2 separate regions of the Homo sapiens genome follow, and region 2 is linked to region 1. A link is a loop called in an ENCODE intact Hi-C map of the cell type or tissue named here. Cell type or tissue: tibial artery. All regions are shown on one strand. Each heading gives the region's core, and the rest is flanking DNA. Links, peaks and the distances in the headings are about the cores only. Region 1 has its middle 14 kb from the start of LINC02280. Region 2 overlaps VESTAR (VEGFC mRNA stability associated lncRNA).

The links. A loop is a pair of places that touch in the nucleus more often than their neighbours do. Peaks named below come from ENCODE experiments on the same cell type or tissue, not always from the same donor. Only the 100,000 strongest peaks of a DNase experiment are listed, where the experiment ranks them.
Region 2: it touches region 1 in a loop (2.9-fold over the local background); 5 of 110 quality-filtered maps call a loop at or near these places.

Annotation. Positions count from the first base shown.
Region 1 is chr14:104,645,709-104,657,039 of GRCh38, reverse strand. No RefSeq gene overlaps it. Among named protein-coding and RNA genes, the nearest start is that of LINC02280, 14 kb to the left of the region's middle. RefSeq lists enhancers at 194-694, 695-1,195, 3,613-4,114 and silencers at 6,396-6,475, 6,556-6,635, 6,646-6,795. In tibial artery, for the core only: a CTCF peak has its summit at 6,548 (motif pointing left); DNase peaks (open chromatin) are centred at 5,209, 5,609 and 6,532; H3K4me3 peaks cover 651 bases; H3K27me3 peaks cover 1,578 bases.
Region 2 is chr14:104,822,031-104,833,361 of GRCh38, reverse strand. It overlaps VESTAR (VEGFC mRNA stability associated lncRNA), which reads right to left. Exons shown (of 1, transcript NR_024396.1): 1 at 9,644-11,331. It also overlaps the pseudogene RPS26P49. Among named protein-coding and RNA genes, the nearest start is that of VESTAR, 6.5 kb to the right of the region's middle. RefSeq lists enhancers at 4,925-5,710, 5,711-6,496, 10,499-11,130 and a silencer at 6,646-6,815. In tibial artery, for the core only: CTCF peaks have their summits at 5,576 (motif pointing left) and 6,831; a DNase peak (open chromatin) is centred at 6,681; H3K4me3 peaks cover 2,297 bases; H3K27ac peaks cover 1,453 bases.

The sequences.
Region 1 (11,331 bases), core at 2,169-10,168:
CAGCTCTGGAGCCTGGAAGTCCAAGATCAAGGTGCCACCAGTGTCAGAGCTGGTTTCTCATGAAACCTTCTCCCGGCCTTGCTGCGCCCACCTCTGGTGTCTCCTCCTCTTCTTGGAAGGCCACAGCCCTGTTGGATTAGGGCCCACCCTTATGACTTCGTAAAGGTCGTAGTTACCTTCTAAAGACCCTATTTCCAAATCAGTCACATTGGGGGTTGCGGCTTGACATAAGGATTTGGGGGGGCCACACTTCAGTCCATAGCACCCTCCTACCTCCCTGGCTGCCCCACCTCTGCCTCTGTCATCCCCTCCTCTCCCCGAGGAGAGGCCTCCTCTCCGGAGGGGCCGTGCCCCATCTCATCTATGAAGACTGCCCCCCGCCCCCGCTCCCGCGCTGTCTGTGCACCGTCAGCCTCCCACCGCCCTCCACGTCCTCAGAAACACACACTTGATGAGGCTGAAAGAACCGTGACTCTCTCGCCCGCCCCCACCATCTGCTTTTGCCTCCCGTGGGACACCCCACCACTTTGTCAAGCCCCGAGCCAGCCTCTCTCCGTGTTCTTCCCTCCCCTCACTGCCTCCACACCGAGGAGCTAGGCACTGCTTCCTAAGTCTCCCTTCCTGCATTGCTCACCACCTCCCCTGCCGCCACCATGTCCAGGGGCCAAAATTGTTCTGTCTGTTCTCCCTCCCTCCGCTGGGGCCTGAGGGCAGTCTGCTCCCATGGGAGCCGGCGGGATGCTGGCAAGTCACAGATGCAATCCTGTCCATGGCTCCCGCCTCCCTGCAGGTTACAAACATGCCTCCCTTTTCCTGCTGTTGGAATGAAGCTCAGAACCACGGCCCTGAGGCCCCATCCTGTCTGGTCCTGCTGCCTTCAGCCACGTCTCAGACCCCTTTCTGCGCCCGTCTGCCTCCAGCCGCACTGACATCAGTGCCAGGCATGCGCCTCTTCCCTCCTTCCCCAGGGCCTTTGCACGTGTAGCTCCCGCTGCCTGAGCACTCTTCCATGGCTCTGGCTCAGTCTGACATTCTATTTTTTCCTTGGAGAGTTAAGTGGAAGTTATATGCTCTATTTCTATTTTAAAATAGTCACTCTTAGAATTTTAACAAGTATATTTAGAATTCAAAGATAGCCAGTGTTTCCATCCTCCTCCTGATCACGCCCCTCCTGGCTCACAGATCATTACGACTGCCCAATACTCAGGTCTGCCTTGCCTTTATCACCCTCCACTTTCCACAGGGCTTTGTTGCACACAGCCAGCACTCGTTGAGGTTTGCACATGTTTGCACCCCACTCTTTCTGGCAGCCCAGGCGTCCCCTCTTTCTGAGCTGTATTCTGTGGAGGTTGCTCTGCTAAGGAGCTGGGTGGTGGCGCAGTCATTTTGCTGATCTGATGCTTCTCCCACACCCGTAAGTGGGAGTGGAGCAGGGCGTGTGGGTCCGGCTGCTGCCTCTGCCTCGGCACTTCAGAGACGGTCATCTGCTCCTGTTCTTGCCGTTCGCGGGGTCTGCCTCCAGCAAGTTCTCCTTCAGCATTCTGAGTGTACCACGGGACAGCTAGGTATGGGCTGCTTTTATTCTTCCTGCTTGAGAGTGCTGCACTCTTGAGGCTGAAGTTTCCATATTTTATCAGTTCTGGAAAATTCTCAGCCATATTGTCAGGGAGCTGGTGGGCTCTCCCCGTTTTATTTATTTCCACCTCTTGGAATTCCTTCCTTCCTTCCCGCCTTCCCACCTTCCCTCCTTCCCTCCTTCCCTCCTTCCTTCCTTCCTTCCATCCTTCCTTCCCTTCCCTCCCTCCCTCCCTTCCTCCCTCCCTCCCTTCCTTCCTTCCCTCCTTCCCTCCTTTCCTCCCTCTTCCCTCCCCTTCCTTCCCCTTCCCTCCCCTTCCCTTCTCTTTTCTTTTTGAGGCAAGTCTCGCTCTGTCACCCAGGCTGGAGTGCAGTGGCATGATCTCTGCTCACTGCAAGCTCCGCCTCCTGGGTTCACGCCATTCTCCTGCCTCAGCCTCCCGAGTAGCTGGGACTACAGGCACCCACCACCACGTCTGGCTAAGTTTTTGTATTTTTAGTAAAGACAGGGTTTCACTATGTTAGCCAGGATGGTCTCAATCTCCTGACCTCATGATCCGCCCGCCTCAGCCTCCCAAAGTGCTGGGATTACAGGTGTGAGCCACCGCGCCCGGCTTCTTTTCTTTTCTTTCTTCAGAGTCTCGCTTTCCTGCCCAGGCTGGAGTGAAGTGGCGCAATCTTGGCTGCACTGCAACCTCTGCCTCCCAGGTTCTCCGGGATTCTCCTGCCTCAGCCTCCCGAGTAGCTGGGATTACAGGCACCCGTCATCATGCCTGGCTAATTTTTGTATTTTTAGTAGAGATATGTTTTCACCATGTTGGCCAGGCTGGGTTCGAACTCCTGGCCTCAAGTGATCCACCTGCCGTGGCTTCCCAAAGTGCTGGGATTACAGGCATAAGCCACTGTGCCCAGCCCCTCTGGAATTTCGATCGGAAGTACGGAAAACCTTCTTATCCATCTCTCCTATGTCTTAACCTCTTCTGAACCCCCTTAACACCTCCTATCTGTCTGTGCCGATTAGGGGTGATCACAGTCTTCCCTATCGATTCCTCACTTCCCTCTTGATCTGCATCAAATCAGCTGCCAGACCAGCTGACTGGGGGCTTGTTTCCACACCGTCTTCCCATGTTTCCAGGTACAGTTCAAGTTCAGTGGCAGTAAGTACATTCGCATTGTTGTGCAACCAATCTCCAGAACTTTTTGACCTTCCCAAACGGAAACTCTGAAACAGCAAACACAAACTCCCCACACCCTCCTTCCCCCAGCCTGGCACCCTCCATTCTGCTTTCTGTCTCTGCGGTTTTGACTGCTCTGGGAGCCTCACAAACATGGAGTCAGGCAGCACTTGCCCTTTTGTGTCGGTTCTTTCCCTCAGCATAATGTCTTCAAGCCTGAGCTGTGTGGCAGCCTGTGTCAGGACCTCCTGTGTTTGTTGTTGTTGTTGGTGTTGTTGAGGCTGGATAATATTCCCCTTGATGGATACGCCACTTTTTTCTTTTTGAGACAGGGTCTCGCTCTGTTGCCCAGGATGGAGTGCAGTGGCGCCATTATGGCTCACTGCAGCCTCGACCTCCCTGGGCTCAAGCAATCCTCCCACTTCAGCCTCCTGAGTAGCTGGGACTACAGGCGCACACCAGCATGTTTAGCTAATTTTCGTATTTTTTGTATTGATGGATTTTCACCTGTTGGCCAGGTTGGTCTTGCACTCCTGAGTTCAAGCGGTCCACCCGTCTTGGCCTTCCATGTGATGGGATTACAGGCGTGAGCCACCTCGCTCGGCCTGGATACACCAGGTTCGCCCAGCCGCCTCGCCCGGCCTGGATACACCAGGTTCGCCCAGCCGCCTCGCCAGGCCTGGATACACCAGGTTCGCCCAGCCGCCTCGCCCGGCCTGGATACACCAGGTTCGCCCAGCCGCCTCGCCAGGCCTGGATACACCAGGTTCGCCCAGCCGCCTCGCCCGGCCTGGATACACCAGGTTCGCCCAGCCGCCTCGCCCGGCCTGGATACACCAGGTTCGCCCAGCCGCCTCGCCAGGCCTGGATACACCAGGTTCGCCCAGCCGCCTCGCCAGGCCTGGATACACCAGGTTCGCCCAGCCGCCTCGCCCGGCCTGGTTACACCATGTTCGCCCAGCCGCCGCGCCAGGCCTGGATACACCAGGTTCGCCCAGCCGCCGCGCCAGGCCTGGATACACCAGGTTCATCCATCCGTGAGCACCTGGGCTGCTTCTACCTTCGTGTGTTGGTGAATGATGCTGCTGTGGACACGGGTGTGCAGATATCTGTTCAAGTCCTTGCACTCAGTTCTTGGGCGAATACCCAGAAGTGAAATGTCCGGATGATGTGGCAATTCTAATATAAGTTTTTGAAATACTGTTTGAAATATCGCCATTCTGGTCTCCACAGTGGCTGCACCGGTTTGCCCTCTCTACCGTAAACACCCTCCATGCTCTGCGATTCATCCCTTCCCCCCCGCTAACCCTGGCAACTACGGGTCCTTTTACTGTCTCCGTAATTTCCCCTTCTCTGGGATGTCCTAGAGTTGGAATCATATAGTATGTGGCCTCTTCAGACTGGCTTCTTTCACTCAGTAATATGCATTTAGGGTTCTTCCATGGATTTTCATGGCTTCACAGCTGTCTTTTAAGTTTATCAACTTCATATAAACACACTGCCCTGCTTTGTCCTCAGGTTCTGTGAGTTTCGAAGAGGTAGTTTAAGGAGTCAACTGGGTTGGACTACAAGTTTTTGTTCTTTTTCTGTTTGGAAAAGCAACAGTGCATATCACCAGTTCGGGATTCCTGGCTCAATACCACCAGCTCGGGATTCCTGGCCCACAGGCCTTGAGCATGAGACGACTGTGGTTCTGAGGCTAGATATCGTAACCTCTCCATATGGAGAAGGATGCGGGAGAAGTGATCACGGGCTTGGCTCTCCCCAACCCCCCTGTAAAACATGAGCCACCGAGATTGCACAACCGGAGACACAGAGGACACTGTCCACAGTAAAGCCTGGTGGCAGCATGTTCCCCTGGAACACAAAATAAGAGTGGGCAGGAAGAGACCACCAACCTGGTGGCTGGCGAGCACGAGGAAGCTGAAAGCAGTGGTGGGCATTGGTGGGCTTGGGACGCCATGGACCTCCTCAGGGGCTCCCTGAGCCAACGTGGGGAGCAGCCATGGTGGGAGGGGTGGACACACACTTGGTGGGGAGCCAGGACAGCCCGGTCGGAAACGTTCACAACCGCCAGCCCAAGCCTCCTAAGGGGAGAGTGCTGGGACACAGCGACCAGGAGAAAGGTGCCCAGGCTGAGCCGGGAGAGAGGCGGGTGGGAGCACCTAGAGCCGCACACGAGGGCGCTGTAGAGTCACCGCTGTGCCACGTGGCGCCGGGTCTCCAGGCCCAGCTAGAGGATGCACCTGCTGGGAACAAGCCCTGCAGGAGGGGAGCAGGGGGGCAGCCCTCGACAGCAGGAGCCACTGGGAGATGAACCTGTGCGCGCCAGCAGCTTGGTCCCTTTGCTGCATGGCCAGCGGCTCCGATGCGTAAACAGTGGACAATTATTTCATGGTTTCTGGAGTTGGCATTTAGGAGGGGCTCATTTGGGAAGCTCAGGTGCGGGGTCTTGCACGTGGTCAGATGCTTGCGGGGATGGCTGTCATCTGAAGGCCTGGCTGTGCTCAAGTATCTGTCCAGGTGCCCCATGTCAGAGGGAACCCAGGCCCGGTTGTGCCCAGGGTGTCTGGTGCCTGTGGGCCGGGCCGTGGGTCTGCTCCTGTACCTGGTGCTGGTCACTGGGCCCCTCCTGCGGCCACTTCTCACTGACAAAACGCTGCCCCGCTTTGTCCCCAGGTTCTGTGAGTTTCAAAGAGGGGTTTCAGAACATCCCCTCCACCATGTGGTGGGATGCTGACTCCGGAGCATGGACTGTGTGCTGGCAGCACGTGGACTCCGCAAAGACAGACTGGCTTAGCCTTCCAAGCGAAAGCCGTCAACACCTCTGCTCTACGGAGGGGGAAACAGAGGCCCAGGGAGGTGAGGTGGCTCCAGGAGGAGCTAGGCTGTGATGGGCAGGGGCCAGGGAGGTGAGGGCTGTGGGGACTCAGCTCTGTACCCCAGCCTCGCGGCACCTCATGGAGGCCAGCCTGAGGGCCCTCCAGACCTGGGAGTCCTGCCCTGCGGCCCACAGGCCCGATGGCTTCACAGGTGGTAGAGGCCTCCAGTGCAGATCCCCGTCCACGCCCTCCTTCTGGACTTCCTGGCTGAGGCCTTATATGTCAAGAGTGGGTAGGGGTGGGGAGGTTAGGTGTGCCCCCACTGTGCCCGGCAGATGCTGGGGATGGGGAGGTGCTGGCAGGTGGGCTGGGGCTGCCCTTGGCCCCACCTTTCCAGTGTGAAGTTTGTGCAGCTTCTGCCTGGCCCAGTCGGGGTGTGACTGGCCTCAGGTGTGGGCCGTGAAACCCCAGGCCCACCCTCCCACTCCCAGCCATTCCTTGAAGGGGCCCAGGCCACCTGCACTGGAGTGGGACGCAGGTGTCTGCAGCGTTCAGGAAAGATGGCAGGTGTCCACGACACCCCAGCCACGCCCAGGACCTTCTGGACAGGCTCCTGTAGGGGTGGGGGTGGAGTCCTAATTATAGGGAGCCTGAAGACCAGGCCAGGACTTCGAGGCATCTTGATGCTACCCATCCCCAGACCCAGCGGCTCTGCCCCAGGGTGGGCCCCAGCCAGCCAGAGGAGCCCCGAGGCTGGGAGATGGGGAGACTGAGGCAGGGTGGGCAAGCGCTGGGTGGTGCGGGGGCAACCAAACCAGGACCCAGGCAGGAGGCTGGAAGCCCCCTGGGCCCCCTCTGTCCCTGCACCTCCTCTCCCCCTCCGCCCCCTCTTCCCCTGCGCCCCGCTCGGCCAGGGGGCGCCCGCTTCAGTGTCCGTTTGGGGGGCGCGGCGCGCCCTCTGGCGGTAAGCGGTGGCATCGCCCTCCTTTGTCAAGGCTGACGACGGGGGAGGAGGAGGGGCAGGGAGAGGGAAGCGGGGATGGAAGGAGAGAGTGGGGAGTGGAGGGTCCGCAGTCAGGCGGGGGCTGCAAAGGCGAGAACGCCTGGGAGGACGTTCCAGGGCGGGGCGGGCTCACGCGGCTCCGGGGCAGCGAATGTCCAGACCCTCGACTTCCTCGGCCCCTCGGCCTCCCCACCCGGAGCATGGACTTGCCCGGACGCCCAGAAAGCCGCTCTCCACCCTGGGGCTGGTGGCGTCGCAGCCCCCGACCGCAGCAGCGATTCCCGGTGGCCCGTCTCAGGTTTGCGGAAGTGCTGCCCCAATCCTCCTTTGTCCCGTAGACTTGTTCGTGTGAACAAAGACGCTCAGTGCTAGCCCCTAAAACCCAAAAAGCAGGAGGACATTCCACGCGGGATAGTGAGTCTTTTCAACAAGTCGTCGTCACCCATGGAAACAGGGGCTACACGGAAAAAAGCCCGTCCCCTTCATCGGGAGATGCATCCCCAATGAAAACTTCCTTTTTCTGTGTAACAATTTTTAATCAAAATGTATAATATAGATTATTTATATCCCAATCAGTGGTTTTGAGGAACTGTGGGCTAATAATTGAAAAATAATGAATCCAGTAGAAACATTTAAAGATAAGAGACTTATGAAGTAAAGAATGAAAAGTGGCATTTCAATTTATACACATATTTCCATTACGGAAAAGCACAGTGAGGCCAGCGGAGGACTTGGAGCAGAAGATATGTCATGTTGGCATAAAATTCTGTGGGCAAAGTGGAGGGAAAATACAAGGCAAAGGAGAAAACATTTAAGTCTGTTAAAAAATTGTCTCTTAAAAATTGATGATTAAATCACCATGATATTTAGATTTCGTTGGATTCATTTAAAAGACTGGCCAACATGGTGAAAACCTGTCTCTACTAAAAATACCAAAATTAGCCGGGCGTGGTGGTGGGCACCTGTAATCCCAGCTGCTCGGGAGGCCGAGGCAGAATTGCTTGAACCTGGGAAGCGGAGGTTGCAGTGAGCCGAGATCACACCATTGCACTCCAGCCTGGGCCACAGAGCGAGACTCCATCTCAAGAAAGAAAGAAAGAGAGAGGGAGACAGAGAGAGAGAGAGAGAGAGAGATGGCGGGAGGGAGGGTGGGAGGACTGGTCCAACCGTTATCTAATGAATATCAATATGAACCAGCGATCCGTGCAGCAATATGGATGACTTTATAAACATGATGCTGAGCAAAAGAGACCTTCCACAGAACAGGACCTGCTGTGATTCCTTTTATGTGGTGTTCTAGAACAGGCAAGAAATCGTACCAGGGGATGTCTTTTGGGGTAGGGTGGGGGTGGGGCTTTGCCAGGAGAGGGCATGAGGGAACATTCTGGATTGGTGGTGGTGTTCTCCCTCTTCGTAGGTGTATGCGTTTGTTAGAAGTCATCTAGGCAACCACTAATCTATTATTATTATTTTTTTTGATATGGAGTCTTGCTCTGTCACCCAGGCTGGAGTGCAGTGGTCACTGCACCCTCCACCTCCCAGGTTCAAGCAATTCTCCTGCCTCAGCAGCCGAGTAGCTGAGATTACAGGCGTGCACCCCCACACCTAACTAATTTTTGTATTTTTAGTAGAGATGGGGTTTCACTATGTTGGCCAGGATGGTCTTGAACTCCTCACCTCAGGGCTTCCACCGCCTTGGCCTCCCAAAGTGCTGGGATTACAGGCGTGAGCCACCGTGCCCAGCCTTTACTTTCTGTCTCTATGGATTTCTCTCTTCTGGACTTTCATGTGGATGGAGTTGTGTAGTGGGTGGCCCTTTATGTCTACCTCTTTTCCCTTAGCTTACTGTTTTCAAAGTTCATCCACATTGTAGCATGTATCAGTAATTCATTCCCTTTATGGCCAAATACTATTTACTACATGTAAATTTTACTTTAAAGAAAAAAAGGAGGCCAGGCCCAGTGGCTCACACCTGTAATCCCAGCACTTTGGGAGGCCAAGGTGGGCAGATCACTTGAGGTCAGGAGTTCAGGACTAGCCTGGCCAATACAGCAAAACCCCATCTCTCCTAAAAAATAAAATGAAATAAAAAACTTAGCCGGCTGTGGTCGTGGGCGCCTGTAGTCCCAGCTACACAGGAGGCTGAGGCAGGAGAATTGCTTGAACCCAGTAGGCGGAGGTTGCAGTGAGCTGAGATTGCGCCATTGCACTCCAGCCTGGGCGACAGAGTGAGACTCCATCTCAAAGAAAAAAAAAAAAATAGAGAAAAGGGGCCAGGTGCTGTGGCTCATGCCTATAATCCCAACCCTCTGGGAGGCTGAGGCAGGAGGATCACTTGAGCGCAGGAGTTCAAGACCAGCCTGGGCAACATAGGGAGACACCAGCTCTACAAAAAATAAAAAAAAAATTAGCCGAGTTGTGGTGGTGCATGACTGTAGTCTCAGCTACTTGGGAGGCTGAGGAGGGAGGATCACTTGAGCCTGGGAGGTTGAGGCTGCAGTGACCCACGATTGCACCACACTGCACTCCATCCAGCCTGGGTGACAGGGTAAGACCCCAGTAAATCATAAATGAATATTGAACTTCAGTTCCCTATGTAGGAAGTAAAACTTCCTCTTCAAAGTTTCCCTTCTTGTTAAAGAATAAATCGTGTTAAAAAAAATAGTTTCTTTTAGAGACTAACTTCCTTCAAGACTCCTTGCTTTGTGCTAGTAACTCTTTGTGAAGCCCTATCCTATGTAGCTGTTAAACATGCTCACAGGCACGTAATACATTCCATGTCTTTGTACTTTAACCAAAATATCTGTACCGGACGTGCTCGCAGGCATATCCCAGCTCACAGCCTATGCCCCTTCCCTATTTGGCAAAAGCAACTTCTTCTTTTCCTTTGTCTTTCCATTACTTTTACCTATTTGGAAAAGTTTTAAACTTTTAGCCAGTTGGGTTTTAGTTTAGATTGTGAGGCCTGGCTCCAGCCAATGGAGACAGGACACAGTACCAGGGACAAACTGTGTACAGGATAAAAATTGCTTCCCTCCTTTGTTCAGATGTGCTCTCGCCATTGTTGCATTTGCGATGGGCACCCTTTCTGCAGAAAGTAAAAATGGCCTTACTGAGAGAATTAAATTTATGTTCAAGTGCTGTTTCTTTGCAGCACTGGGGAACGAGCATTCTATTTCTAAACAAACATTTTTACATATAACACCCTATAATCTGCCTGCTGAAGGGCTCAGAGGGAGTAGACTGCAATTTACTTTAAAATGTACTAAGGGCCGGGCACAGTGACTGATGGCTGTAATCCCAGCACTTTGGGAGGCCAAGATGGATGGATCACCTGCGGTCAGGAGTTCAAGACCAGCCTGGCCAACATGGGGAAACCCTGTCTCCACTAAAAATAAAAAAAATTAGCTGGGCGTGGCGGCGGGTGCCTGTAATTCCAGCTACTAGGAAGGTTGAGACATGAGAATTGCTTGAACTCAGGAAGCAGAGGTTCCAGTGAGCTGAGATTATGCCACTGCACTCCAGCCTGGGCGACAGAGTGAGACTGTGTCTCAAAAAAAGAAAAAAAAAAATAGGAGGCCGGGCACAGTGGCTCATGCCTGTAATCCCAGCACTTTGGGAGGCCAAGGTAGGCAGATCACTTGAGCTCAGGAGTTTGATACCAGCCTGGACAACATGGCAAAACCCCGTCTCTACAAAAAATACAAAAATTAGCTGGTGTGTTGGTGTTGGCGCCTGTAAACACAAGCCCAGCTACTCGGGAGGCTGAGGTGGGAGGCTCCCTTGAGCCCAGGAGTGAGCTGAGATCACGCCACTGCACTCCAGCCTGGGTGACAGAGTGAGACCCTGTCTCAAAAAATAAAACAAAATAAAATGAAACATATTTAAAAAGACGGCCGAGGGACGCATAGCTGGTGGGGAGAGGGAGCAACCAGGGCAGAGCTTGGACCATATATGCGTTAATGGGAGACTCTAGAAGGAGGTAGATGGTGTCTGCTGTACAATTCTTTCAACTTGGCTGTGTGTTTACAAAGGTTCAGAATAAAATAGTAGGGAAGATGTTTGAAGAGCCCTGCGGAAGAAGGCTTGGGTTGCGGAGTTGGCGTGGTGGTCCCTCCGCCTGGTCCAAGCTGGCTGCCCCTCCAATGTCCCTGATCTTGAGAAGTTGCTGGCTGAGCTCCTGGAGGCCCTGCATGTGAGTGGGCATGAAGAGTGTGAATACCTGTGCTGTGGAGGCCTGGGGTTGACTCCTGGCATGTAAAGCCTGTTTCTGTTAGAGTTTGGAAGTAACATGTGTTCCCTATTTGTGAGGAACAATACAATAATACAGCCCAACAATACAATAACAAGTGACATCACTACAGCTGGGGAGGAGATAGAGAGGGAGGAATCAGGGTGTGATTCCAGGCTCTCCTAAATTCCAGGCTCTCCTAAATTTCTTTTGAGTCATATTTTCTTTCTTCTTCTAGTTTCTTAAATGAAAGCACACTTTCATCCTTTCTTACCTTTTATTAGAATTACTTAAGGCTAGGCTGGGCACAGTGTCTCACACCTGTAATCCCAGCACTTTGAGAGGCCGAGGCAGGCAGATCATGAGGTCAGGAGATCGAGACCATCCTGGCTAACACGGTGAAACCCTGTCTCTACTAAAAATACAAAAAAAAAAAAAAAAATTAGCCGGGCATGGTGGCAGGCACCTGTAGTCCCAGCCACTCGGGAGGCTGAGGCAGGAGAATGGCGTGAACCCGGGAGGCGG
Region 2 (11,331 bases), core at 2,153-10,152, 180 kb before region 1:
TGGCTGGGCACGGTGGCTCATGCCTGTAATCTCAGCACTTTGGGAGGCTGAGGCGGGCAGATCACGAGGTCAGGAGATCGAGACCCTCCTGGCTAACACAGTGAAACCCGGTCTCTACTAAAAATATAAAAAATTAGCCAGGCTTGGTGGCACCTGTCTGTTATCCCAGCTACTCAGGAGGCTGAGGCAGGAGAATCACTTGAACCCGGGAGGCAGAGGTTGAAGTGAGCCAAGGTGGTGCCACTACACTCCAGCCTGGGCGACAGAGCGAGACTCTGTCTAAAAAAAAAAAAAAACAAAAAAAAAAAACTGACAAAATTGAAGGGAGAAATAGATAATTCAAATTAATTGGAGATTTCTTCCTTCCTTTTTTTTTTTTTTTTTTTGAGACAGAGTCTTGCTAAATCTCCCAGGCTGGAGTGCAGTGGTGCCATCTTGGCTCACTGCAACCTCTGCCTCCCAGGCTCAAGCCGTTCTCCTGCCTTAACCTCTCAGGTAGCTGGGATTACAGATGCCTGCCACCACACCGGGCTAATTTTTGTATTTTAGTAGAGATGGGGTTTCACGATGTTGGCTGGGCTGGTCTCAAACTCCTGACATCAGGTGATCCGCCCACCTTGGCCTCCCAAAGTGCTGGGATTATAGGCGTGAGCTGCCACACGCAGGCCTAGTTGGAGATTTCAATACCTCACTTTCAATAATGGATAGAACAACTAACAGAAGATAACGAGGAAGTAGACAACTTCAACAACACTATAAATCAACTAAACTAAACCTAACAGATCTTGAAAAAATGGTCCACACAACAATATCAGAATCCATATTCTTCTCAAGAGCATATGGAAGGTTCTCAAGGATAGACTATATGTTAGGCCAAAAAAAACACCTCAATAAACCTAAAAGGACTGAAGTCATGCAAAGTGTGTTCTCCAATCATAATGTAATAAAATTAGGAATCAATAACAGAAGGAAATTTGAGAAATTCACAAATAGGTGACGATTAAACAACACAATTCTAAATAACCAATGAGTCAAATAAAAAATGTCAAGAAAAAATTTAAAGTACTTTGATATGAAAGCGAGTGGGGGCATAACATACCAAAACTTATGGATGTAGCTAAAGTGGCTAAATAGGGAAATTTAGACCAGGCGTGGTGGCTTAGGCCTGTATCCCGCACTTTGGGAGGCCGAGGCGGGTGGATCACGAGGTCAGGAAATCGAGATCATCCTGGCTAACATGGTGAAACCCCACCTCTACCAAAAATATAAAAAATTAGCTGGGCGTGGCGGCGTGCACCTGTAGTCCCAGCTACTTGGGAGGCTGAGGCAGGAGAATGGCGTGAACCCGGGAGGCGGAGCTTGCAGTGAGCCAAGATTGTGCCACTGCACTTTAGCCTGGGCGACAGAGCGAGACTCTGTCTCAAAAAAAAAAAAAAAAAAGAAAAGAAACTAGAGAAAAAGCAAACTAAACCCAAAGCAGAAAGAAGAAAGGAAATAACAAAGGTGACAGTGGAAATAAATAAAATGGAGAACAAGCCAGGCATGGTGGCTCATGCCTACAATCCCAGCACTTTGGGAGGCCAAGGCGAGCGGATCACGAGGTCAGGAGTTCGAGACCAGCCTGGCCAAGATGGTGAAACCCCCGTCTCTACTAAAAATACAAAAATTAGCCGGGCGTGGTGGCAGGCGCCTGTAATCCCAGCTACTCGGGAGGCTGAGGCAGGAGAATCACTTGAACCCGGGAGGTGGAGGTTGCAGTGAGCTGAGATCGTGCCACTGCACTCCAGCCTGGGTGACAGAGCAAGACTCCATCTCAAAAATAAATAAATAAATAAATAAAAATGGAGAATAAAAAATAGAGAAAAATCAGTGAAACCAAAAGTGAATTCTTTGATAAAATCAATAAGATTGACAAACCTTAAGTTGTACTGACCTACAAAAAAAAAAAATAGAAAAGCCTTAGATTAATAAAATCAGGAATGAAAGTAGGTACAGTAGGACTGACCTTCAGGAAATAGAAGGGATGATATGCTCGGAATAACTGGAGGCCAATAAATGAGATAGTCTATATGAAACTGACACATTTCCGAAAAGTCACAAACTAATGAAACTAATCCAAGAAGAAATTTTAAAAAGCTGAATAGGACTTTAAGAAGTAAAAAGATAACTCTCTTGGGTCTGTGCCTTCAAGATGACAAAGAAAAGAAGGAACACTGGTTGTGCCAAAAAGGGCCATGGCCATGTGCAGCCTATTTGCTGCACAAACTGTGTCCAAAGACAAGGCTGTTAACAAATTCATCATTTGAAGCAGTAGAGGCCACAGCAGTCAGTAACGTTTCTGAAACAAGCATCTTCAAAGCCTACGTGCTTCCCAAGCTGCACGTGACGCTACACTGCTGTGTGAGTTGTGCGATTCACAGCAAGGCAGTCAGGAATCCATGTCGTGCAGCCTGCAAGGACCAAACAACCCTACCTGGATTTAGACCTGTCTGTGCTGCCCCACAACCACCATCAAAGCTCATGTAAGGAGCTGAGTCCTTAAGGACTTAAGAAAAACTATTCTCGGCCGGGTTCGGTGGCTCACAATTGTAATCCCAGCACTTTGGGAGGCCAAGGCAGGCGGATCACGAGATCAGGAGTTTGAAACCAGCCTGGCCAACATGGGGAAACCTCATCTCTACTAAAAATACAAAAATTAGCTGGGCATGGTGGCAGGTGCCTGTAATCCCAGCTACTCAGGAGGCTGAGGCAGGAGAATTGTTTGAACCTGGGAGGTTGGAGAGAGCCAAGATAACGCCATTGTCCTCCAGCCTGGGCGACAGGGTGAGACTCTGTCTCAAAAAAAAAGAAAAAAGAAAAAGTATTCTCTGGAGAAAATTAAAGTAAGAAGATTAAATTAGTGACAAACAAAACAAAACAAAAACAAAAAAATAACCTCTCTATAAAGAAAACCTTAGCCCTTTTGGCTCCACTGGTGAATTCTACCAAATATATATATATATTTTTTTTTTTTTTTTTTTTTTTTTTTTTTGCGACGGAGTCTGGCTCTCTCACCCAGGCTGGAGTGCAGCGGCGCGATCTTGGCTCACTGCAAGCTCTGCCTCCCAGGTTCAAGCAATTCTCCTGCCTCAGCCTCCCGAGTAGCAGGGACTACAGGCGCCCGCCACCCCACCACACCTGGCTAATTTTTTTTTCTTTTTTTTTAAGTAGAGACGGGGTTTCACCGTAGCAGCCAGGATGGTCTCTATCTCCTGACCTCGTGATCTGCCCATCTCGGCCTCCCAAAGTGCTGGGATTACAGGCGTGAGCCACTGTGCCCAGCCAACACTGAACACTATTAAACGTCATTTAAAGAAATTAAAAGGCTGGGTGCGGTTGCTCACACCTGTAATCCCAGCACTTTGGGAGGATGAGGCAGGCAGACACAAGGTCATGAGACTGAGACCAGCCTGGCCAATATGGTGAAACCCCATCTCTACTAAAAATACAAAAATTAGCTGGGTGTGGTGGCGCACGCCTGTAATCCTAGCTACTCAGGAGGCTGAGGCAGGAGAATTGCTTGAACCTGGAAGGCAGAGGTTGCGGTGAACTGAGACTGCGCCACTGCACTCCAGCCTGGGCGACAGAGCAAGACTCAAAAAAAAAAAAAGATGAATTTTATGGTATGTGAATTATATCTCAATCTTAAAAGTTTTTAAAAAGAGAATGAAAGAAGAGGAATTAGAGGCATGGCATGTAGACAGCATTCTGTGGGCGTCTTGCAGTAAAGATCTATGCCTTTCTTTTCTTTTCTTTTCTTTTTTTTTAATTGAGACAAGGTCTTGCTGTGTCACCCAGGCTAGAGTGCAGTGATATCATCATGGCCCGGACTCCCAGGCCCAACCCAAGGGATCCTCCCACTGTAGCCTCCCCAGTGGCTGGGACTACAGGCCCATGCCACCATGCCTGGCTGATTTTCCCTTAATTTTTTTGTTGTTGTTTTTAAAGAAATGAGGTGTCACTATGTTGCCCAGGCTGGTCTCCATCTCAAATAAATAAATAAAATACCACAGACTGAGTAATTTATAAATACTAAAAATGTATTCCTCACAGTTTTAGGGGCGGGGAAGTCCTAGGTCAAGGCCAGCAGATGTGGTGTCTGGGAGGGATTACACCCTCTTGCTGTGCCCTCACATAGAGGAAGGGGCCAAAAGGCCTAAAGAAAAGAACCCGCTGCCTCAAGCCCTTGTGTAAGAGCACTAATCCCGTCCGCCCTGCCCTGGTCACCTCCCAAAGGCCCTACCTCTTAATACCATCACTTTGCAACTTAAGTTCCAATATATGAATTTTGGATGGACACAAACATTCAAACCATAGCACACACAAAATAAGCTTAAATATTTTATTTTTTGAGACAGGGTCTTGTTTTGTCACCCAGGCTGGAGTGCAGTGGCCCCATCTCAGCTCACTGCAACCTCTGCCTCCTGGGCTCAAGCAATCCACTCACCATGGCCTCCCAAAGTGCTGGGACTACAGGCGTGAGCCACTGCACCTGGTCTTTTAAAATTTTTTTTTTTTTTTTGAGATGGAGTCTCCCTCTGTCGCCCAGGCTGGAGTGCAGTGGCGCGATCTCAGCTCACTGCAAGCTCTGCCTCCCAGGGTCATGCCATTCTCCTGCCTCAGCCTCCCGAGTAGCTGGGACCACAGGCACCCGCTACCACGCCTGGCTAATTTTTTGAATTTTTAGTAGAGACGGGGTTTCACGTGTTAGCCAGGATGGTCACAATCTCCTGACCTCGTGATCCGCCTGCCTTGGCCTCCCAAAGTGCTGGGATTACAGGCGTGAGGCTGAGGCAGGAGAAAGGTGTGAACCCGGGAGACGGAGCCTGCAGTGAGCCAAGATCGTGTCACTGCACTCCAGCCTGGGCGACACAGCGAGACTCTGTCTCAAAAAAAAAAAAAAAAAGAGTGACCACTGGTCGTCCTCACTGCTACACTCCCACCAGCACCATGAGAGTTTACAAATGCCATGGCAACATCAGGAAGTTACCCCTTATGGTCTAAAAAGGAGAGTCATGAATAATACACCCTTTGTTTATCATATAATAAAAATAAAACCATAAAAATGGTCACCCAGCAGCCCTCTGGCCCGCTCTATGGAGTGGCCATTCTTTTATTCCTCTAATTTCTTAATAAATTTGCTTTCGCTTTACTTTGTGGACTCGCCCTGAATTCTTTCTTGCGTGAGATCTAAGAACCCTCTCTTGGGATCTGGATCAGGACCCCTTTCTGGTAACCCCATGAACCACAGACTCACTCTCAGCCCTGGATCCCCATGCCTCTGCCACTGAGGCCTGAGGGACCACCTCTCCCGCCCCTGCCCTGAGCACTCTGGTGTCTCCGGCCAGCCCTTTCTCTCCAAGCCAGGCTCCTCCCACCCTCCCTGCCTTCTCCAGCCGTGTACCAGACACGAACCTGTGGAAGGAGAGCCCGCAGCTCCTGGGGCACCTGCATTCAGCCCAGCCCCTCCTCCCTGCCCCGTCCCTGGCCTCCCCCAGCCCCTGGCGGCTTCTTCTCTGCGGCCTCCTCCTAGTGGCTGGCTGAGCAAAGGACAGGAGGTACTTAGCCTTATCATCTGCCCTGCCCCTCCAGGACTGCAGGCGCCAAGCCCCCTGCACGCCCCTACTTCCCCGATGGGACCTCCCTGCTCCCAGCCAGTCAGCCTCCCAGGGAAGCTTAAGGCTGCTGCCTGGCTCCAGGGCGACGGCTGTTGGTGCTGGGGCCCAAGACGCAGGAGAGATTCAGACAGCACTTGGGGCCACACAAGACAGTGCCTGGGACGTGTGAAGCACCGCCCTCCCCTGGACGTGAGTCCACCCCAGGGCTTCAACGCCAGCCTGTGCCCACCTCACGCAGGCCTTTCTCCGCGGCTCAGGTGCTTCCTCCCCCCCACCGAAGCGCTGGTGCTAAGGTCACCGCCCTGCCCCACCGTCACTGTTCACTGATACCAGTCCTGGGCGCCCTCCTCGCAGCCCCTGCCCCACTCCACACCGGATCGACCACCAAGGCCTCTGCCTCCTACGCATCCCCAACGCCTTTTCCTTCCTTCCCGCGGACCTGCGGGGCGGGGGCGGGCCTGGCGTTTTTGAGCTGGACCCGAGCAGCCTCCCGGTGACTCCCCTGCTGTTGCCACCTCCTCATTCTCCACTCAAGAGACAAAGCGACCTCCCCGAATGCAAACCCGACCAGCCGCACTCCTTAAAATCCTTCGACGCTTCCCATTTCTCCCAGGGAAAAACTCCCCCACTCCTCCCCACCTGTGTCCGCGGCCCCTGCAGGACTGAGAGTCCGAGGTCTCCGCGCCGTCACCTCCCCCGACGCCCTTCCAGCTTCCCTGGGAGCCCGGGGCCATCCTCCGAGCCCACCCGCCCCCTCACCCCCGCAGACCCCCCTGCAGACCCTAGCAGTCCCCTGCGGCCCGTCTCGCCTTGCGGACGAAGCCGGGGCGCCCGAGGTCTCCGCCCTCTGAGCTTGCGTCCCCATCCCCAGGGGCCCCCAGCACAGTTCCTGGGGCAGGGCTGGAGCTCATCAGCCCCGGGACGGAAGGTTAGATTCCCAGGATCCACCGTGTCCAAGGGTTGCATTCCCACTCGAGCCCCGCCCCTCCGGCAGCCCCGCCCCCTCCGGCAGCCCCGCCCCCTCCGGCAGCCCCGCCCCTCCGGCAGCCCCGCCCCTCCGGCAACCCCGAAAAGCAGAGCGCGGCGGGAGCCATTGCGAAGTTTGCCGCCAGGGGGCGCGCGGGGAGCGGGGCGCAGGGCTGGCGGGGAGTGCGGAGCCGGGCGCGGGGAGAGGGCGGGACGGGTGCTCCTCCCGGATGCCCAGGGCGCCCAGCGCCGCGGGAAAGGCGCCTCCCCAGCAGGACGCCAGGCTCTGGGGCTAGCGCTCCTCGCCGCAGAGAGCTTGGGGCTGGCCACGGGTGGCCTGAGGATGACTTGGGACCGCCCCCCGCTCCAACGCCAGCTGTCGCAGTCTGCTCCGCTTCCCAGAAGGACCAGACCTTTCGCTTAGGGATTTCATTTTGGGAACTCCCTTTAAAGCGCTTCATTCATGCCGCAGTGCCTTGAGGGCGAGGATTGGCCACACCCTCCTAGGGACAGTGCTCACCCCGGCCTGAGCTTAAGAACAGGAGTTCCCCAGCCTCGTCAGACGCCCCACCTAGCCCTCCCAGCCCACCCCCCGCATATCCCCCTGCTCTGTGGTCTTGCACTGCCGCAGCGCTCCCACCACCGCCTTGCCCGTGTGCCCTCCAACCAGCGCCAGGGGTTGCGGTCAGAGCTCAAGCCCGATCTGGTCTCTCCGGGGATCAAACCTTCCTGCAGCTCCCATCGCACTCGGAGTGAACATCCAAGACCCCAGGAGAGCTCCATAAGGCCTCCACACCTTCCTCTCCCTCTGGCTCCCCTCCCTGCCGGTGCTCCGGGATCTCCTGCCACTTCGCTACGCCCCAGCACGCCCCAAGCCCCACATCAGGCTTCTGCTCCTGCCAGTCCCTCCGCCCCAGCCATTTCCTGCCTCTGCTCAAATATTCCCAGTCAGCGAGGCCATCTCCGCCAATCCTCAGACTGCCGGTATCTGTCATTCCGATTCTTTTCTTTCCTTAAGAGACGGAGTCTGACTCTGTCGCCCAGGCTGGAGTGCAGTGGCACCATCTCGGCTCACTGCAAGCTCCGCCTCCCGGGTCCCGCCATTCTCCTGCCTCAGCCTCCTGAGTAGCTGGGACTACAAGCACCCACCACCACGCCTGGCTAATTTTTTTGTATTTTTAGTAGAGATGGGGTTTCACCGTGATAGCCAGGACGGTCTCTATCTCCTGACCTCGTAATCTGCCCGCCTTGGCCTCCCAAAGTGCTGGGATTACAGGCGTGAGCCACCGTGCCCGGCCCGATTCTTTACTTTTCTATTGGCTTTTAAGCTGGGGAACCTGCCACCTGCCTTCATGAATCCCACCCAGAAGAGTCTTGGGGACTTCTAGAATCATCTGGAGTCCACAAATAACCATCTCCATCAGACACCAGAAATCCTGCAGAGTGCACCTCCACCCAGTTCCTTGTCTGTGCCTCTGCATCTCTGTCCTCACAGTGGCCCCTATCCCTAAAACCAGCCCAGGTCAAAGCCTCTCCAGTCTTGACTTCTCATCCACAGGACAGGCCCACAGACCCCTGTGATCAAGATTTCCAAACCTCCCAGAGTTTGCTCAGGTAGCAACCCTGGGGGATCCTCCATCCATCCAATTATCTTCCTAGCCAACCATCTTTAAACATCCATCTTTCCACCACCTATGCATCTGTCCTTAACCCCATCATACCATCTATTCAACCATCTGTCCAACCATCCATCCATCCACCCAACCAACCATCCATCAATCCATCCAACCATTCAACTGTCCATCCAACCTATCATCTACCAACCATCTATCCATCCATCAGTCCACCATCAATCCATCCATCCAATCATCCCTATCCATCCAACCATTCACCTATCCTACCATCCATCCATCAATTCATCCAACCATTCACCATCCAACCATACATCCACCCACCCAACCATGCAACCATCCACCAGCCTACGATCCATCCAAACATTCATCCAACCATCCACCATCTTACCATCCATCCATTAATCTATCCATCCAACCATTCACCATTCTACTACCCATCTAACCATTTACCTAAACATCTACCATCCTACCACCCATCTATCCATCCACCATTCTATCATCCAGCCAATATGCATTCATCTAACCCTCCATCCATCCATCCATCCATCAATCCATCCATCCAACCACCCACCATCCTACTGTCCATCCAACCATTTATCTACCCATCTACCACCCCACTGTTCATCCATCCATCCAACATCCATCCATCCTACTATCCATCCAGCCAATTATCCACCATCCACCATCCTACCATCCATCCAACCATACACCACCCGAATATTTATCCCACCATCTATCCAACAATCCACCCACCCTGTATCCATCCTTCCACCCATCCAACCATTCATCCATCCCTGACCCATCCAATCATCCACCTGTATCTGTTTTTTGGGGGGGGGTTTGAGATAGGGGTCTCGCTCTGTCACTCAGGCTGGAGTGCAGTGGCATGATCTTGGCTCACTGCAACCTTGCCTCCTGGGTTCAAGCAATCCTCCCACCTCAGCCTCTGGTATGGTTTGGCTGTGTCGCCACCCAAATCTCATCTTGAATTCCCATGTGTTGTGGGAGGGACCCAGTGGGTAATTGAATCATGGGGACAGGTCTTTCCCATGCTGTTCTCGTGATTCTGAATAAGTCTCATGAGATCTGATGGTTTTATAAGGAGGAATTTCCCTGCATAAGTTCCTTCTCTCTCTTGTCTGTCACCATGTGAGATGTGCCATTCCCCTTCTGCCATGATTGTGAGGCCTCCCCAGCCACATGGAACTGCAAATCCAATAAACCTCTTTCTTTTGTAAATTGCCCAGTCTCAAATACGTCTTTATCAGCAGCATGAAAATGGACTAATACAACCTCCCAGTGAATAGTTGGGACTATAGGCACGTGCCCCCATGCCCAGCTAATTTTTGTATTCTTCTTCTTCTTTTTCTTTTTTTTTTTTTTTTTGAGACAGGAGTCTCGCTCTGTCACCCAGGCTGGAGTGCACTGGCACCACCTCGGCTCACTGAAACTTCCACCTCCCAGGTTCAAGCGATTCTCCTGCCTCAGCCTCCTGAGTAGATGGGATTACAGGTGCCCGTCACCACGCCTGGCTGATTTTTGTATTTTTAGTAGACACAGGGTTTTACCATCTTGGCCAGGCTGGTCTTGAACTCCTGACCTTGGGATCCACCCGCCTCGGCCTCACAAAATTCTGGGATTACAGGCATGAGCCACCACGCCCGGCCTTTTGTATTTTCAAACGTCCAGCAGCACCACTGGTTGCGCACCTCATCTGGAGGGAAGGGAGGGCCTGGAGGACAGATTTACGTTGATTAGGCCTAACTCACAGGCAGGAGATGGCTCTGTGGACTGGGGAGGGGAGCTAAGGAACTGCTTGAAAGGGCAGGGGCTAAGACATTTGTAATCCATGAAAATGCTGGAAGCATTCCCTGCAGAGGAGGGGCTCAAAACCAGGGAGGCCTTCGGTGGACGGACACATCATGGCCTTGCCACGCCTCTGCAGTCCTTTGCACAAAGTGGCTGAGGCCACAGGCATGGTGGCCACACAGGCTCCGTAGCCTATTCACCCCCACCAGACCCTTCCAGCAGCATGGACAGCTGGGCGCCCATCTTTCCAACAGCGAGGATGGTGTCTGAGCCCTGATGTGGCACCACCCCCTGTGGGGAGGGCAGCCAGCCTCCAGGAAGCAGGCAGAGCACACGGCGTGCCTTTTGTCGAGAGCCAGTCCTTGCAGGGATGGATCCTCAAAGGGACGGGTCCTCGCAGGCTTCTCCCGCCAGCATGCCATCCTTGGCCTCCTTCGCTGCCTTGGGATTCCACAAATGACACTTGTAATCCAGGGCCTTGTTTCAGAGGAAAACCAGTGTGGCGATAAGCTTGTGTCCATCAGTTCCACTGGTCTCACTCCACGCCCTTCACCTAGAAGCAGGAGGCCTAACAGACTGGTGGAATGGTTGCAGCGGGGAGACTGCACCCCTTAACACTGAGATGCAGGCCTGTGGGGGGCAGAACAGGCTTCTAACCTGGGACCGACCTAGGAGGCCGTTTCCCCACCGCCAGAATGCCGAACTGGAGGTGGCCATGCCTGTGAGAGGGCTTCTGTGGACGGACGCCAGTCACGGCCTTGCCACGCCTCTGCAGTCCTTACACAGAGTGGCCGTGACAGCTAATCGGCTATGGAGGGATTTTTCTTTCCCACTCTGGTAAGGTGGGGTCGCAGGAGTGGCAGTCCTGGCTCCCGGTCCTCTGGGGAACGTGGGTCTGCTTCCCAAACACAGGAGCAGAGATGCCCTCTGGCCATGTGGGGCCGCTCACTGCCGAGCTGACCGCTGGAGAAGGGAGCTCCGCGGGCCAGAGATCTCTGCAGAGGAATCTCTTCGGAGAGATCCCTGCAGGAGGGTGGGAATGCTGCCTCAGGTGAGGAGGAAGCACTGTGTCAAAACCCAGGGATTCTGGGGCACTGCTCGATATTCCCATGTCACCTAATAAAGGTCCGTGGAAAACTAGGGCAGCTCCCACAGACAGAGCTGTGAGGCTCAGAGCCGGCCTGAGTGAGGACTCGGGTCGAGGTGCCTGGTAGAGACCCCAGCCTAAGCGTGGCAGAGGGAGAAGCACATCGGATGTGTGGGGA